Linked DNA regions of Homo sapiens: all the other regions are linked to region 1. Evidence: chromatin loops called from intact Hi-C (ENCODE). Cell type or tissue: CD4-positive, alpha-beta T cell. All regions are shown on one strand. Links, peaks and the distances in the headings refer to the core of each region. The heading gives the core; the rest is flanking DNA.

What was found. A loop is a pair of places that touch in the nucleus more often than their neighbours do. Peaks named below come from ENCODE experiments on the same cell type or tissue, not always from the same donor. Only the 100,000 strongest peaks of a DNase experiment are listed, where the experiment ranks them.
Region 2: a loop joins it to region 1, with 2.5 times the contacts of the local background. A loop is called at or near these places in 5 of 110 quality-filtered maps.
Region 3: it touches region 1 in a loop (9-fold over the local background); 61 of 110 quality-filtered maps call a loop at or near these places.

Annotation. Positions count from the first base shown.
Region 1 is chr17:2,591,384-2,597,021 of GRCh38, forward strand. It overlaps PAFAH1B1 (platelet activating factor acetylhydrolase 1b regulatory subunit 1), which reads left to right and starts at 2,271. Exons shown (of 11, transcript NM_000430.4): 1 at 2,271-2,623. RefSeq lists an enhancer at 1,477-2,205 and silencers at 2,040-2,259, 2,310-2,539, 2,950-3,009, 3,070-3,119. In CD4-positive, alpha-beta T cell, for the core only: no CTCF peak of the experiment used is centred there; DNase peaks (open chromatin) are centred at 2,128, 2,618 and 2,688; H3K4me3 peaks cover 3,501 bases; H3K27ac peaks cover 2,117 bases.
Region 2 is chr17:2,479,335-2,484,972 of GRCh38, forward strand. All of the region lies in intron 2 of METTL16 (methyltransferase 16, RNA N6-adenosine), which reads right to left. Among named protein-coding and RNA genes, the nearest start is that of METTL16, 30 kb to the right of the region's middle. RefSeq lists a silencer at 412-591. In CD4-positive, alpha-beta T cell, for the core only: no CTCF peak of the experiment used is centred there; a DNase peak (open chromatin) is centred at 3,057; H3K4me3 peaks cover 547 bases; H3K27ac peaks cover 1,518 bases.
Region 3 is chr17:2,672,689-2,678,326 of GRCh38, forward strand. It overlaps PAFAH1B1 (platelet activating factor acetylhydrolase 1b regulatory subunit 1), which reads left to right. Exons shown (of 11, transcript NM_000430.4): 7 at 1-69; 8 at 1,372-1,600; 9 at 3,817-3,918. Among named protein-coding and RNA genes, the nearest start is that of MIR6776, 17 kb to the right of the region's middle. In CD4-positive, alpha-beta T cell, for the core only: CTCF peaks have their summits at 2,807 (motif pointing left) and 3,006; a DNase peak (open chromatin) is centred at 2,803.

The DNA of each region.
Region 1 (5,638 bases), core at 198-5,197:
CGAAAGTAGCTGGGATTACAGGCACACACCACCATGCCCGGCTAATTTTTGTGTTTTTAGTAGAGATGGCATTTCGCCATGTTGACCAGGCCGGTCTCGAAATCCTGACCTCAAGTGATCCACCTGTCTGAGCCTCCCAAAGTGTTGGGATTGCAGGCGTGAGTCCCCGCGCCCGGCTGTTTTTCTTTTCTTTTTTTGTTTTTAGAGATGAGATCTTGCTTTGTTGCCCTGGCTGGTCTGGATCTCCAGGGCTTGAGCAATCCTCCCATCTCATCCTCCCCAGTAGCTGGGACTACAGGCATGTGCCACCACACTTAGCTAATTTTTAAAATTTTTTTGTAGAGATGAGGTTTCACTATGTTGCACCTGCTGGTCTCCAACTCCTTGGCTCAGGTGATCCACGGCCCCCCTCCCAACCTCCCCATCCCTGCCTTGGCCTCCCAAATTGCTGGGATTACAGGGGTTAGCAACCTGTGCCTGGCAGAGATAACCTTTCTTGAACAAAGGAAACTTGTTTTGGTATCAAGCAACAGTAATGTTTACATGAGTTACCTATAAGTCCCCACGAAACTAAGATACTTTACACAGGCTGCACCTCCTCTGTAATTCTCACAAAAGCCGGGTTAGTTATTAGGTGTCTTTTATTGAGAAACTGAGGCCAAAGAGAGGTATGGTAATTTGCCCCAGGTCGCGCTTCTGGCAAGTGCGGGGTCCAGGATTTACACCTAAGTTGTCTCTTTCGTTAACTCTGCTGCTTCTCAAATGCAGTATATATATATATATTTACCTACATAAAGTGACGCAATAAAATCAGTACACATAAGCTTAAGCCTGTTTCAAGAAAAAAGCTTCCTTGGACAATACAAATGAATGATAAGATAATCTCATTTAAACCTGTTATTAAAATAATAGCCCATATTGAATTATTCAGAACCCCAAATCTCGCTTTTTAAAAATCAAGGGTCGGCTGAGCACGGTGGCTCACGCCTGTAATCCCAGCACTTTGGGAGGCAGAGGCGGGCGGATCACGAGGTCAAGGGATCGAGACCATCCGGGCCAACATGATGAAACCCCGTCTCTACTAAAAATACCAAAAAAATTAGCCGGGCGTGGTGGTGGGCGCCTGTGGTCCCAGCTACTCGGGAGGCTGAGGCAGGAGAATGGCGTGAACCCGGGAGGCGGAGCCTGCAGTGAGTGGAGATTGCACCACTGCACTCCAGCCTGGGCGACAGAGCGAGACTCCATCTCAAAAACAAAAACAAAAACAAAAAACAAAAATTAGCTGGGCGTGGTGGCAAGTGCCTGTACTCCCAGCTACTCGGGAGGCTGATGCAGAGAATCGCTTGAACTCGGGAGGCGGAGGTTGCAGTGAGCCGAGATCGCGCCACTGCACTCCAGCCTGGGCGACACAGCGAGACTCCGTCTCAAAAAAAAAAAAAAAAAAAAAAGGAAAAGAAAAGAAAAATCATAGGTATCTGTGTGGAATAAATTAACTACAAATCCCCAAGACGACTCTTGTCATCAATATTTCAATCCATAATTTAGCAAACACACACAGACATCCCTTATAGGGATACAGTTCCAGGCCTTTCTTTGGGCATCCGTTTCGAGACCTGGAGAGACTCTGATGTCTGTGTGTGACTAAGGAGAAGAATAGCTGAATCATATCCAAAAGCGAGTCCTCCCAATTAAGAATCTATAATACAAATCAAGACAATGACAGCATTCCATCTGCCTTTTAACCTCAACAGCTCCTCCTCCCAAGCCAGCCAGCCTACTCCCCTCCCTCATTCCCCCCCAAACTGGGAAATCATCTCGGAGGCCGGAGGCAGAAAGGGGCGGTAGGTGGCCGGGCCCCGCTGCCTCTCGCGCCTCCCGGGGCCCGCCACACACGGTGCCAACGGGACGCCGCGGTCGGCCGCATGAGCGCAAAAGCAGGGCAGCGAGGTGAGCAGAGCCAGAGTTCAGAAGGGGCCGCAAGTCAGACGAGGGGCTGGGAAAAAAGAGCCTCTCCCAAGGTTAACAGAAGCGTGCGGAGCGTGAGAAGCAGCACCTCGCACGCAGACTCGCCCGCCGGCCGGGTGGCACCGCTCAGCCGCCCGCCCGCTAGAAGGCAGCGCGGCCCCGGCCCGGCCCAGCCCGGCGCATGCGCCGCAGCCCCTCCTCCGCTCCCGGCGCCCGCCCCTCCCTCTTCCTGGCGGGTCTGGGGCGGCGGCGGCGGCGGCGGCGGCGGCGCGGTGACGTCAGGGCGTTGGGGCAGCTCCTGTGACAGACGGAGCTGGAGCGGCGGGGCGGCGGCGGAGTCCGGCGGCCGGGAGAGCGAGTGAGCGAGCGGAGGAGCAGCGACACGGGAGTCTAGGGAGCGAGAAGGAGAAGGAGGGGAGCGCTCGGGCGCGAGCGAGAGAAACCGCGAGCGCCGAGCTTGGACTCGAGCCCCGGAACGGCTGAGGAGCCCGCCCGCTCCCCTCCCCTCCCCCTCCCCGGGCCCGGGCCCAGCGCGCCATCCTCCCCCCTCCTTCCCTCCCTCCCTCCTTCCTCCCTCCCCTCTCCCTCCCCCTCCCCCGCCGGTGGATGGGAGTGAAGGACGGAAGAGGCCCTGCGGAGGCGGCGGTGCAGCGCTCCGGTAAGGCGGCGCGGGTCTGCGCCCTCCCCTCTGTCTCCTCCACCGCGCCCGGGCGGCTGCAGGCCGGACCCGGCGGCCTGACGATGTGGCTGCGCCGGTCCCCTCCCTCCCATTCTCCCCTCCCCCTGCCTCCGCCGCCGCCTCCTCCTTCTTCTTCTCTCCTCGCTCTCAAAATGGCGGCCGCGACGGCCGTTGAGTGAGAGACCCGGAGGAGGGGGACTGTCCGGGGAGGGCGCTGCCCTCGCTCCTCTCCTCCCGGGCCCGGCTTTGGGGGCTGCCGGCGCCTCTGCGACCCCCGCCCCGCGGCCCTCCCCAAGAAGGGATCGCCCTCCTCCCTCGGTGACTTAGCAAGAAAAGTATTCTTGGGTTGGAAGGGCGTGGGGACCAGGTAGCTCTCTGATCTTGGGGAAAAGGATCGGCCCTGCTCTCCCCGGCCGCGGAGACGAGCACCGCAGTCCCCACCCCACCCTCAGTTATCGGCTCGGGGACCGGCTCAGCCCCGCGCCGCCGGGGCACTCATAGGGCCTTCCAGGCATTCCGTCCCCGACTGGTCCTTAAGATGGGGTTGACCAGCGGAGGGTGGCCCACCGTCTCCCTGGCCCCCGGTGCGGCGGTCCAGCCTCAGCACCCGCCGAGGAGAGGCAGCCCGGCCCACCGAGCAATCCGCAGCATCCACCCACCGAATCTGGCAGGATTTTCTTTCTGCCACCGGCTCCTCGGTCGGGAGTTGCCTTTTGATGCTGTTAACATTCAGCTTCGAGGCTCCCTGCCATTCCCCTTCGTCTAATCTCATCTCCCTGCCCCTTTGGGAAACGCAGTGCCTCTGCATATTTACCCTCTTTAGCCTCCCACATGAGAAAATGCCTTTGAGGTGGTCGACACATTTTGACTCTGCACCTCTAAACGTAGCAGTAGAGGGGAAGAGGTTTTCCGTATTTAGTAGGAGAGAGCAAGGTACCATAGCTTTATATGTTATGCTACCTTTCTTCAGTGACTTAGCAAGAAACTCCTTGGGAAGAGGGCAGGAAATTTTCTTTTGGGGTTTGGGCCCAATTTATATCAGTCTTTTGGTTAAGAAAATACGCCTTTGAAGAGGAGGACCAGATTTGTGGTCTCGTTCTCAATGGGCGATGTCATGCCAAGGTCCCCCCTCCCTCTTTCCTTAAGTGGCAGTCCGGACAAATAGAGATATTACTGATATTCCCATCTCTCCTTTAAGCACACAGTCTTGGAGTTTCATAAGGTTTTAAAGGCCAAACAAACAATTTGTGCCATTTTTGGCAATTCTGTTTTTGTTGGGGGGGTGGGTTATTTTGTGTGAATTTCTTTTCGAGGCTAGGGCGGAGGAGACAGTGCTTGGGCCTTTCATACCAGTGATAATGTCATCCCTCCCTTTTTGCCACAGGAGTGTTTGCTTTTTTTTTTTTTTTTGCTGCAGCAGGGCGGCTTAATTGCTGCGGGGTCCAGTCTCATAATCAGGAAAATTTCCTGTTGACTGTGTCATAGTGATGTTGAATATATAGTAAAAGCTTTTACTTAAAAAATTCTGATTTGGTTTTAAGGCATTAGCTAGCTTTTAATCTCTAATGGGTGTCTTTTAGGACACAGTTTCACAAAATAATTAGCAGTTGCAAATTGCAGTTTTTAATAAAGCAGAAGAGTAATCTGTATTTAGGGTGATTTCTTTCGTGTTCATTAATGATCATTGTTTGGATTGCTCAGAAGGGGGGAATCTCCTAAAAGAAATTGAAGGCTGGTATATATTTTAAAATCAGAAAGGAATCCAATTTTTCACTTGAAGTATTTCTGTATATGTTGATTTTGATGGAGCAAGCCCTACGTTGGTACCTCCCCCCACATCCTTTTTTAAAAAAATGGGCTAATATTTGTGGATGCTGTGAACAGCCATTGAGCCGAGAAGACTGGGTGGAGTAAGGGAGCAGAAGCTGTGAAATGCTGTATTGCCCTTTCACAGCGTCTTTCTCTTGCTTATGTTTTGTAAGGTTATTTGATATGAATGGTTGCTACAACTAAGTCATTTCTCTGTCGTAAGTCTTAAAATCTAATGTTTTCCACCTTTTTTGCATGATGGGCATTGAATGATTGGAATAAAAAGCAATGTCCCTGCTTTAAAATAGACACTTATTGTCTCCTTATTTGTCCCTGTGTGTGTGTGTGTATATATTAATATATAAAGATACACACACACATATATCTACACTCTTGTTAATGTTTTTTATTGTTCTCGCCATATAAGTATAAATTAATGTCAGAAATATTTGGCAAGAAATAGGGGGTACAGGAATACTGCAATAATCTAAGAAAAATACTACAATTGTTTTACTTAAAACAGTAAATCTATTTGAGATTTTAAAATAGTGAACATAAAAGGTGGGGAAAAAAGGATAAGATAATTTGCATGAAAGCCCCTTCAGATCTTTTCTCTTGTGTTGCTCTTTGAAAGGGACCTTTTTGTGAGATACTGCCATAAGCTAGGGTAGGTCATTTTAATGCCCTGTATCAAGCATTCACATGAGTAGACATCTTCAAAAGAATTTCACATATAGGTGGTAAATGTGACTTTGATTAGCCTTATGAATGCTTGTCAGTGTATGATGTATTTTTACACTTTTGTTCTTTTTAATATGATTAGAAAGTAGAAGGGTTATTATGGTGAGGAAATGAGTAAGGTTGGGAATGATAATTCACTGTATTATGTGTCTGACATATCCCTATTCCTACTGTTTGTAGAATATCAAAGCACACTAAGGTCCAGGTGCAGTGGTTCACGCCTGTAATCTCAGCACTTTGGGAGGCCGAGGCAGGTGGATCACCTGAGGTCAGGAGTTCGAGACCAGACTGACCAATATGGTGAAACCCCGTCTCTACTAAAAATACAAAAAAATTAGCCATGTCTTGTGCCATGCGCCTGTAATCCCAGCTGCTGGGGAGGCTGAGACAGGAGAATAGATTGAACCCGGGAGGCGGAGGTTGCAGTGAGCCGAGATCGTGCCA
Region 2 (5,638 bases), core at 289-5,288, 110 kb before region 1:
TTTTTTTTTTTTTTTCGTAGAGAAAAGGGCCCAGCCCCTTATGTTGCCTCAACTGGTCTTGAACTCCTGGGCCCATGTAATCCTCCCGCCTCAGCCTAAGTGTTGGGATTGCAGGCGTGAACCACTGCACCTGGCCAACAGAGCATTTTGAAGAAAGCAGAAAGTCAGTAGATGGGGTATGAAAGGGAGGAGTTTTGAAACTACTTAGAATTCTGGCCTCAAGGTGTCTGGTCAGGCAACAACACATCCTCAAACAGCTTCTGGTCTGTACTATCTCCTTTTCTGCTCCCCTGCCTGGTCATCAAATGACCAATCATTGGAAAAATTCAATGTCCATCGGGATGCTTGAGTGCCAAGACAGAAGGAAGAGTGCTGTTTCCACCCAGCAACCATGGAAACTTCAGGCAGGTACCATCAACCCAATCTCTCTCCACTCCCCACAGCAAAAATGTTCTAGTATGGAAGTTAGGAGATCTGGACTCCACTTTTGGCTCTGCAATCAATTTGCCATGGACGTAAGTCACTTCAGTTCTTAGGTCTCAGTTTCTCCACCTATAAAAGTAAAGGACTGGCCGGGCACGGTGGCTCACACCTGTAATCCTACCACTTTGGGAGGCTGAGGTGGGTGGATCACCTGAGGTTGGGAGTTCGAGACCAGCCTGACCAACATGGAGAAACCCCAACTCTACTAAAAATACAAAATCAGCCAGGCATGGTGGCGCATGCCTGTAATCCCAGCTACTCAGGAGGCTGAGGCAGGAGAATCGCTTGAACCCGGAAGGCAGAGGTTGCAGTGAGCCGAGACTGTGCCACTGCACTTCAGCCTAGGTGACAGAGAGAGACTCTGTCTCAAAAAAAAAAAAAAAAAGAAAAGAAAAGAAAAAACATACCTTTCACAGGAAAAGACCTTGCAAAAAGATGGATGATGGGCAGCATCAGATTTCATGAATATAGATTTGTTATCTATACAAAAATTGCATTCCATACCTGAATATAATGATTTCGTCTGACCTCTAAGAATGCTTCCAGACACTAACTTATAGGGAGGAAAATGGAAGGGATGAAGAATGAAGCTTTAATATAATCTACAGCAGACAGAAACAGGATGACTATAGTGGACCCTGAAGAGACACAGCCAGAGCCTGGAAGCAATGACGCTCCCATCGCTACGAGCATACCTAGAGTGCCAGACCTTGGTTTCCAAATAGCACTCCCCAAAGGAATCGGAGTTCCTTGGATAAATGGTTATTCCAGAATTGGAAAGGGAAGTACAAGATAAACCCGAAGCATTTTATTGTATTAGAAAACAGGACATGCTGAAAGGAAGATAGAAACAAATCAGAAGTACACTAGACCCTGCTTGATGGGGCTCCCTTTGGCCAAATCTGTGTCAATGTGAATGAAGAAGGCTAACAAAGGATTATAGACCATAGAATAAAATACATGAGTCCATCCTTAAATGTAGAAGTAATGAAAGAGTTAGATAATTACATTTGGCAATCGCCATGCTAATAATTGTTTCAATTAAGAATTATCAATGGATGCTAAAAATAATGAGTAAAAGTTTGTTGAAAAACAGGATATTGGGCTGGGCACGGCAGCTCACACCTGTAATCCCAACACTTTGGGAGGCCAAGGCAGATGGATCACTTGAGGTCAGGAGTTCAAGACCAGCTTGGCCAACATGGTGCAACTCCATCTCTATCAAAAATTACAAAAATTAGCCAAGCATAGTGGCACATGCACCTTTAGTCCCAGCTACTCAGGAGGCTGAGCTTGCAGAATTGCTTGGACCTGGAAGGGGCAGAGGTTGCAGTGAGCCTAGATGAAGCCACCGCACTCCCGTACGGATGACAGAGTGAGACCATGTTTCAGAAAAAAAAGAAACAATGACAAAAAAAAAAAAAACCCAGGATATTTACACAGTCACAACGTACTTCCCCACAAATTATCAACTACCTTGATAATGATATCAATTATCAGATTATGAAAGGATAAAATAACAGTAAAATGAAGAAATCTGACAGATACCCCCTTAACGAAGTGACCAAAGTTAATACCCCTAATTATGAAACAAACTGGTATTATATGCTTCAACGATACAGAGAAGAAGAGAAAGGGATACAGCAAGCAAGACCCAAAAAAGCAGGCACAATTAAACAAAATTCAGGAAGGAGAGAGTGGCCATGGTTGTACACGTGTCAATATACTAAAAACCACCAAGTTATGAGAGTGAATTTTATAGTATATGAACTATATCTCAATAAACAAATGAAATGGAAAGGAGCAAGAAGTTTTAAAAAGTAAAGAAAAAGTAGTAAACATAAGAGAGGTTAATAATGAAGACCCCCTTGCAGATAACTGGGGATTCTGAATAAGAGAACCAAAGGATTAGAATAAAGAAATATTCAAAGACATGATTCAAGGTAACTTTCCAGAAATAGAAGGCTCACTATGTTCCCAGGAAAAGATACAGAATTAGAAATACCAACACCTAAAAAAATTACCAGACTTTAAGGCTTACAAGAAAAAAAAATCCTTTAGATATCTAGGCAAGTAAGCTAAACAATTGATTTTGGGGTTAGGGACGCAGTAGGGTACATGAGGCTGCTTTTAGATGTCCACACAGCACCATTCAATAGTAAAAGACAAAAGAACAGTGACTACAAAGCCCTTAGAGGAAAAAAAGTGTGACACAATTTTATGCTCAGCCAAACTTACTTTGATTATAATGACAACAGATAAACATTTTGAGTATACAGGAACTCAAGGAGTAGAGTTTTCACGAGCTCTTTGTGAAGAAATTCCTAATGGAAAAAGTTAATCAATTGAGATAAATTAAGGAACTACAGTAAGTCTTCACTTAACATTGACAATAGGTTCTTTGACTTTAAGCGAAACCATACGTAACAAAATCAATTTTTTTCTCATCACTTATAAGGAAATGACGTTATTAGAGGACCTGCTATACATCATTTCATTCATGTCGCAGTTTCCAAGAATCTACTGGCAACACTAACTGAGGACTTACTGTATAGCAAAACAACTGGCACTGAGCAGTTAAGCCATTTTAACCAGAGAGCTAAGATGAAAACACCTGTGAACCGTGGCTACATAATAAAATGTAAGTGTTTACAAACCACGACAACATACACATAATCAAAATTCGGGACAGGAAACAGGAAATGGAGAGGGAGTGCCTCAGCTTTTATACACAGGGTCAAAAGACTTCATTTAAGGCTGATAAACTAAGTAGCAGAGATAGAAGCACACATTTAGGAAGATAAACTGGCTGGGCCCAATGGCTCACACCTGTAATCTCAGCACTTTGGGAGGCCGAGGTGGGCGGACTGCTTGAGCTCAGGAGCTTGAGACCAGCCTGGGCAACATGGCGAAAGCCCGTCTCTACAAATAGTACAAAAATTAGCTGGATGTGGAGTATGGTGGTTGTGTGAGCCTGCGGTCCCCGCTACGCAGGAGGCAGGAGGATCACTTGAGCCCAGGAGATCAAGGCTGCAGTGAGCCAAGATCCCATCACTGCACTCCAGCCTGGGTGACAGAGTGGGACCCTGTCTCAAAAATAATAATAATAATAATATTAACACTAGAAGAATGAAGATAAATAATATAATCAAATAAAATCAGGGGCAGTAAAGGAAAGGTAGGTGAAAATCAGATCATATAGTGTTAAAAAAAAAAAGCAGCAAGAACAAAGCATGATATAAAATGAATGTGAAATGAATGTAAATAGTAAACTCATAATACTCTCAGATTAGATTACAAAAGACAAAACCAACTAATTACAATAAACTGTTTTAAACAAAAACTACGGCTAAAACAAAATGATCCAAAGGTTGAAAATAAAAGCTTAACCAAAAGTATCCCAGACAACTACAAATAAAAATGAAAATAGGAGTTATTTCACAACAGACAACCTTAATTTTTGGATCAAAAGGATTAAATGAGCAACTATGTAGAATGGGTTAAAAATATAAAATGCTGATGGAGGTCAAGAGAATAATAACTTTAAAAAGTGACTGACTCCATTTCTGTGGGTGTTGGTTTTAAAGAACAGCTTCTATAGGACAGTGGAAGCAGAAGTTTATTGCATAAATATATGCTAGCAATTAAAAGTCTCATTAAAATACATTAAGTCTATTTAAAGGGGTATTAAGTTTATTCTTAGACATCAGAATTGGATATGTATTAATTTTGTCATTTATGGGGGCTAATAAAAGAGGGTTAATCCAGGGGCAACAACCACGAACACATTTCTGCTTTACTCAATAGCACGCAATGGCCTCAATCAATTTTCACATAAAAAAAAGATTTGCACTATCTTTGTATTTCTTACTCGACTAAAAGCAGTATAAACTCAGGATCAACAAGATAAATGATGAGCAATAAAAAGGTATAAAATCTATAAGCACTTCAGTTTTACTTCTAACGAGAATATTTTATTCCTGTGAAATCAGTCAAGTGTGTGAGAAAAATGGGCCAATTCCATTTCCTTCAATGACATAGGAATGAAAGTCAAGTTTTACATATGACGAAGAAGTTCACATCTAAGTACCATGCTAAGGCATTCAAACACATTCGTGTCTTTAACTCGAGAATGGTAGCCTGACCTATTAACTAAATTTCACTGCTAAACACACAAAAGGAAAAATATCCCATGTCTATGTTCAAAGGCTTAATATCTCAAACGTAAAATTTCATGGTAAAAGGAATTTGAGGAGAAAAAAGTTTTCAGAAAAATCTCTATTAAAGAAACTTAGTAACTTACTTATAAAATAAGCTTGATAAAGAGTATTATCTAAGGGCAGTAAATAGTAACAAAAGTATTGCTATTTTGCACTGGCATTTCAAAGTAATTGTGAAAATCAGGGGTTTCAAAATATTTATAAGGAATAGCTATTGGTACTACTCAAAATGCCAGTCCCTGACAAGATAAAGAGCTTGTGCCAGAATGTAAACAACACATTAAAAAGTCAATTAAACCAAAGAAATGTGAGGTAACCTAAACATACGGCACAAGGTCCTTATCTCTGTGGACAGTAACAAATAGTCTGTGGTTAAGCAGCCAGTTCAATAACCACTTTTAGTAGCACTATGCCAGATGCCACAAATGACCATTTCAAAGGTTATGACCACTACTCTGTTCTTTTTTTTTTTTTGAGACGAAGTTTCGTTCTTGTCGCCCAGCCTGGAGTTCAATGGCGCAATATCAGCTCACTGCAACCTCCACCTCCCGGCTTCAGGCGACTCTTCTGCCTCAACCTCCTGAGTAGATAGGACTACAGACATGTACCACCATGCCCGGCTAATTTTGTATTTTTAGTAGAGACGGGGTTTCGCCATGTTGGCCAGGCTGGTCTTGAACTCCTGACCTCAGGCATACTGCCTGCCTCGGCCTCCCAAAGTGCTGGGATTACAGGTGTGAGCCACCGCGCCTGGTGACCACCACTCTAAGTAGTTAATGTTGTGTGGATTTGCCAGCCCGGTTTTGCCAGCTCTCTAATACTTTCAAACAAAACCAGTGATCCATGTTTTCATATGAAATGGATCTGATTCTTAAGATTAATATGGGCAATAAATAATAACTGCAAGCCTTATACAATTCACAGGCTAATGGGCC
Region 3 (5,638 bases), core at 1-5,000, 81 kb after region 1:
GCCCAATGGAGATCATATAGTGTCTGCCTCAAGGGATAAAACTATAAAAATGTGGGAAGTGCAAACTGGGTAAGTAAGTTTAGTTGAAAAGGCATCAGCGGCCAGGTGCAGTGGCTCACACCTGTCATCCCAGCGCTTTGGGAGGCCAAGGTGGGCAGATCACCTGGTCAGGAATTGAAGACCAGCCTGGCCAACATGATGAAACCCCATCTCTACTAAAAATACAAAAATTAGCCGGGTGTGGTGGCGCACACCTGTATTCCCAGCTACTTGGGAGGCTGAGACAGGAGAATCACTTGAACCTGGGAGGTGGAGGTTGCAGTGAGCCGAGATCGTGCCATTGCACTCTAGCCTGGGCAACAAGAGTGAGACTCCGTCTCAAAAAAAAAGAAAAGGCATCAGCTTAAAGACATATTTATAAAAAACAAAATTGTGTTCTGGTGTTGCAGTCACTTCGACTTTAACCCGGAATGATCATTATGACAGTCATATTAAATATACTTTAAAACTAAGTTTGATCTGTACATGTCTCCCAAAAAGGAGCACAGAGACATTGTAAGGAGAGACTCTATGTCCTTGAGAAGCATTTCTGTGTAATGGCTTATTTCCTCTGTGGTCTTCTTTTAGGTGATCTCTCTGTGGGTTTAAATTAAAGTGTAAATAATCTTTGGCCGGGCGCGGTGGCTCACGCCTGTAATCCCAGCACTTTGGGAGGCAGAGGCGGGCGGATCATGAGGTCAGGAGATCGAGACCGTCCTGGCTAACACGATGAAACCCCGTCTCTACTAAAAATACAAAAAATTAGCCGGGCGTGGTGGCGGGCGCCTGTAGTCCCAGCTACTCGGGAGGCTGAGGCAGGAGAATGGCGTGAACCTGGGAGGTGGAGCCTGCAGTGAGCCGAGATCGCGCCACTGCACTCCAGCCTGGGCGACAGAGCGAGACTCCGTCTCAAAAAAAAAAAACAAAAAGTAAATAATCTTTGTGCTGGTATACCTCTGTTAGGCTGAATTTGGTTGTGCATAGAATTACACTTGATTTTTGTAGTACAAAGTTACTAGTTTTACTCAGATTAGTAGAGCATAGCTTTTTTCCAATATGGCTGGAAATACTTTTAAGTGTGCATTTAGTTTTGAAAGATTTTATTTCTTATACATATTTTATCTTCTAGATGTTGATTTTATTAGCTCCTTAATGATATGTCTGTTAGCTTATTGTTCCTACTTTAATTAACCAGGATTGTACATTTATTCTGTCGACTTGCATCTCTAACTTGGTACCATTCTCTTCATCCCAGTACATATTTTTATATCACTTCTGGGAAGTGTCCTGATGATTGTCATTCACAGTGTAAGTTATTATTTATATTGACAGCTACTGTGTGAAGACATTCACAGGACACAGAGAATGGGTACGTATGGTACGGCCAAATCAAGATGGCACTCTGATAGCCAGCTGTTCCAATGACCAGACTGTGCGTGTATGGGTCGTAGCAACAAAGGAATGCAAGGCTGAGCTCCGAGAGCATGAGCATGTGGTAGAATGCATTTCCTGGGCTCCAGAAAGCTCATATTCCTCCATCTCTGAAGCAACAGGATCTGAGGTACTGTATATACAAATGTCTTCATGGTTTTATTGCTGATATCTGAAGTCCTTAGATAACTTTGCTAATTCCCTGTTTCAGGGCTGTTAATGCATTTAAAAATCTGCATCCAGCAATTCTGAATCTTGAAATTCTCTACTCTTCACAGCTTGCTGATGTGTTTACATTATTTAACCAGTGATGATTATTGCTGTCAGCCTATCCTTGATTTGATACGTGATGGGTATTCTCCTAAAGAATTAAAATTTATCAGAAAAATCAGTGTTATGAGATCATCTCAATGTAAAACAAAACCTGAGGGAGAGGTTAAAGTTTTCTGTCAGAAAAATAGCCTTCATTAATGAAGATAATGATTTTATTTATAAATTTATGGTAAAATGCAGTTCAGTATTTATTTTTTAAAATTAATTCCAGATGTGATAGTATAAATGTTTTTTTAAATGAAGACTAATCCATATGGCAGCCTCTGATGTTCTTGATCATTTAAAAGTACTAGCTGAGCCTGGAGTTTTAACGCATTTCTTTGTGATCTTTATGGTTTTGGTCTTTATTATTAATATGTTAAAAATTACAAGGTACAGCGGCACATGGCTATAGTCCTAGCTACTCAGGAGGCTGAGGCAAGAGGATCACTTGTGTCCAGAAGTTAAAGTTCAGCCTGGGACAACATAGCAAGATCCCTGTTTCTAATAAATGAATGAAAATGAATGGTCTAAAACTTTTGTTTGTTTTTGAGACAGTCTCACTCTGTTGCCCAGGCTGGAGTACAGTAGCGTGATCTCGGCTCACTGCAACCTCCGCCTCCCAGGTTCAGGCGATTCTCCTGCCTCAGCCTCCTGAGTAGCTGGGACCACGGATGCATGTACCACCCTGCCAGCTAATTTTTATATTTTTAGTAGAAACAAGGTTTTGCCATGTTGGCCAGGCTGCTCTCAAACTCATGGCCTCAAGTGATCCGACCACCTCAGCTTCCCAAAGTTCTGGGATTACAGGTGTGAGCCACTGTGCCTGGCTTCACATTGATTTTGACAGAGGCATTCCTATCATGTATTTTTAAAACTACATGTCAATAAACAAAGGAGGCAGTTTCCTCTCCCTCTACCCCCATCCCACTTATTTTTCTAAATGAATCTTCTCTTGTGAGTTCTCTTTATTTTGATTGGCCCATTGCATTTTGAGATTCTGTTTACTGCCCTCTGGTGGTGGTTACATGCTGTATGTCATAAATTTGATTCTGGTGTGGTGGCTCACGCCTGTAATCCCAGCACTTTGGGAAGTCAAGGCAGGAGGATCACTTGAGCCCAGGAGTTTGAGCAACATAGCGAGACCCCGTCTCTACAGAAAACTTTTTTTTTTTTTTTAAACTCACCACTATACTAATGACGGAAAAAATTTTCAAAAACTTAGCTAGGTGTGGTGGTACACTCCTGTAGTCCCAGCCACTAGGGAGACTGAGACAGGAAGATTGCTTGATCCCAGGAGTTCAAAGCTGCAGTGAGCTATGATTGTTCCACTGCACTCCAGCCTGGGTGACAGAATGAGACCCTGTCTTGAAATAAATAAATATTCCCTAATCCAGATCAAAAAAATAAATAAGTAAATTTGGTTTTGGTTGGATTTGTAAAAGTTAAATTAAATAGTGATTACAGAAATCTTGAAAAGTAAATTTATTATCTGTTGGTTTTATGAAAACTGAGTCCTAACCTAAATAGAGACTTCTGTTCTTACATTATCTGAGTCCTTCCTGTGTAGCATAGGTATGGTGTGAAAGACTTGTGTATTTCAACAGATAAAAACAAATTGGGCTGGGCGCAGTGGCTCACGCCTGTAATTCCAGCACTTTGGGAGGCCGAGGTGGGCCGATCGATCATCTGAGGTTAGGAGTTCAAGACCAGCCTGCCCAACATGGCAAAACCCCATCTCTACTAAAAATACAAAAATTAGCCACATGTGGTGGTGCGTGCCTGTAATCACATCTACTTGGGAGGCTGAGGCAGGAGATTCGCTTGAACCCGGGAGGCGGAGGTTGCAGTGACCCAAGATTGCACCACGGTACTCCAGCCTGGGTGACAGAGCCAGACTCCGTCTGAAAACAAACAAAAAACCAAAATGCAACAAAAAAATTGGAAATATATATCATTATTAGATAGAAGCCATTTAAAGTCCATACCTAACTTCTTGTGTGGGAAACTTAATTTTTATTATGTTTTCTGTAGACTAAAAAAAGTGGTAAACCTGGGCCATTCTTGCTGTCTGGATCCAGAGACAAGACTATTAAGATGTGGGATGTCAGTACTGGCATGTGCCTTATGACCCTCGTAAGTTTGCATAATCTTACCATTTCTTTTGCATCTTCACTGTTTATACCTTTTTGGATTAATGCTTTATGATATCTTAAATAATCTGAATTATTCTGGGCTTTAAAATAACTTCTTTATAAAGATAGTTTTCCTTTAGCTTTTGTTGTTGTTATAGTGATGTGAAAGTTATTTCTCTAGAATGCAGATTCTATAAAGAATCTGTAGAGCCAGTCGGTGTTTGAGGGGGAGATGCTGCTAGCTCACTGTATCTTTAAAAATTGTGTAATATCTCGGCCGGGCGCGGTGGCTTACGCCTGTAATCCCAGCACTTTGGGAGGCCGAGGCGGGTGGATCACGAGGTCAGGAGATCGAGCTAACTTGGGGAAATCCCGTCTCTACCAAAAAATACAAAAAATTAGCTGGGCGTGGTGGCGGGCGCCTGTAGTCCCAGCTACTCGGGAGGCTGAGGCAGGAGAATGGCGTGAACCCGGGAGGTGGAGCTTGCAGTGAGCCGAGATTGTGCCACTGCACTCCAGCCTGGGCGACAGAGTGAGACTCCATCTCAAAAAAAATAAAATAAAACAAATGTGTAATATCTCTTACGGAGAAAAAGCAGCATTCTTAGAGACCTGTTCACTGTTGAAGATGTTTGTTTCTCTGTTTCACTTTATTTATATGAATCCTTTTAACTGTTATACCTCCTTGCTCACATGATCTAGTTTATTTGGCTTATTTAGGAGCATCTGTATTTCCATAGAAAGATATGTCAATACTAGTAAGGGATTGTGGACATTCCTATGTGCCTAAAGGAGTTCCAAGGAGATCTGTGGATGTTTGTTTAGTAGTAGTTTTTATAATTTGGCATCCACATTTGTTTAGAGATTTTTTAGGTGCTAATGATACCTTGAAGTGATTGTCTCTCTGTAGGATATGACAGACATATGTGGAAGCATCTTCAAGAACTGATTAGAAAATGAAACTCTCGGCCGGGCACGGTGGCTCACGCCTGTAATCCCCGCACTTTGGGAGGCCGAGGCGAGCAGATCACGAGGTCAGGAGATTGAGACCATCCTGGCTAACATGGTGAAACCCCGTCTCTACTAAAAATACAAAAAATTAGCCGGGCATCCTGGCGGGTGCCTGTAGTCCCAGCTACTTGGGAGGCTGAGGCAGGAGAATGGCGTGAACCCGGGAGGCGGAGCTTGCAGTGACCGGAGATGGCACCACTGTACTCCAGCCTGGGCGACAGAGCGAGACTCCGCCTCAAAAAATAAATAAATAAATAAATAAAAAGAAAATGAAACTCTCCTCTAGTAGTATTCTGAGCGGAGTTCAGCTATACCATGTTGCTGTTAAGAAAAGATGATATATAATTAAAATAAAGCAGGCCAGGCGCAGTGGCTCACTCCTGCAATCCCAGCACTTTTGGAGGCTGAGGCAGGTGGATCACCTGAGGTCAGGAGTTCAGGACCAGCCTGGCCAACATGGTGAAACCCCGTCTCTACTAAAATTACAAAAATTAGCCGGGCGTGGCCAGGCGCGGTGGCTCACGCCTGTAATCCCAGCACTTTGGGAGGCCGAGATGGGTGGATCACCTGAGGTTGGGAGTTCGAGACCAGCCTGACCAACATGGAGGAACCCCATCGCTGCTAAAAACACAAAATTAGCCAGGCATGGTGGCACATGCCTGTAATCCCAGCTACTTGGGAAGGCTGAGGCAGGCAAATCACTTTAACCT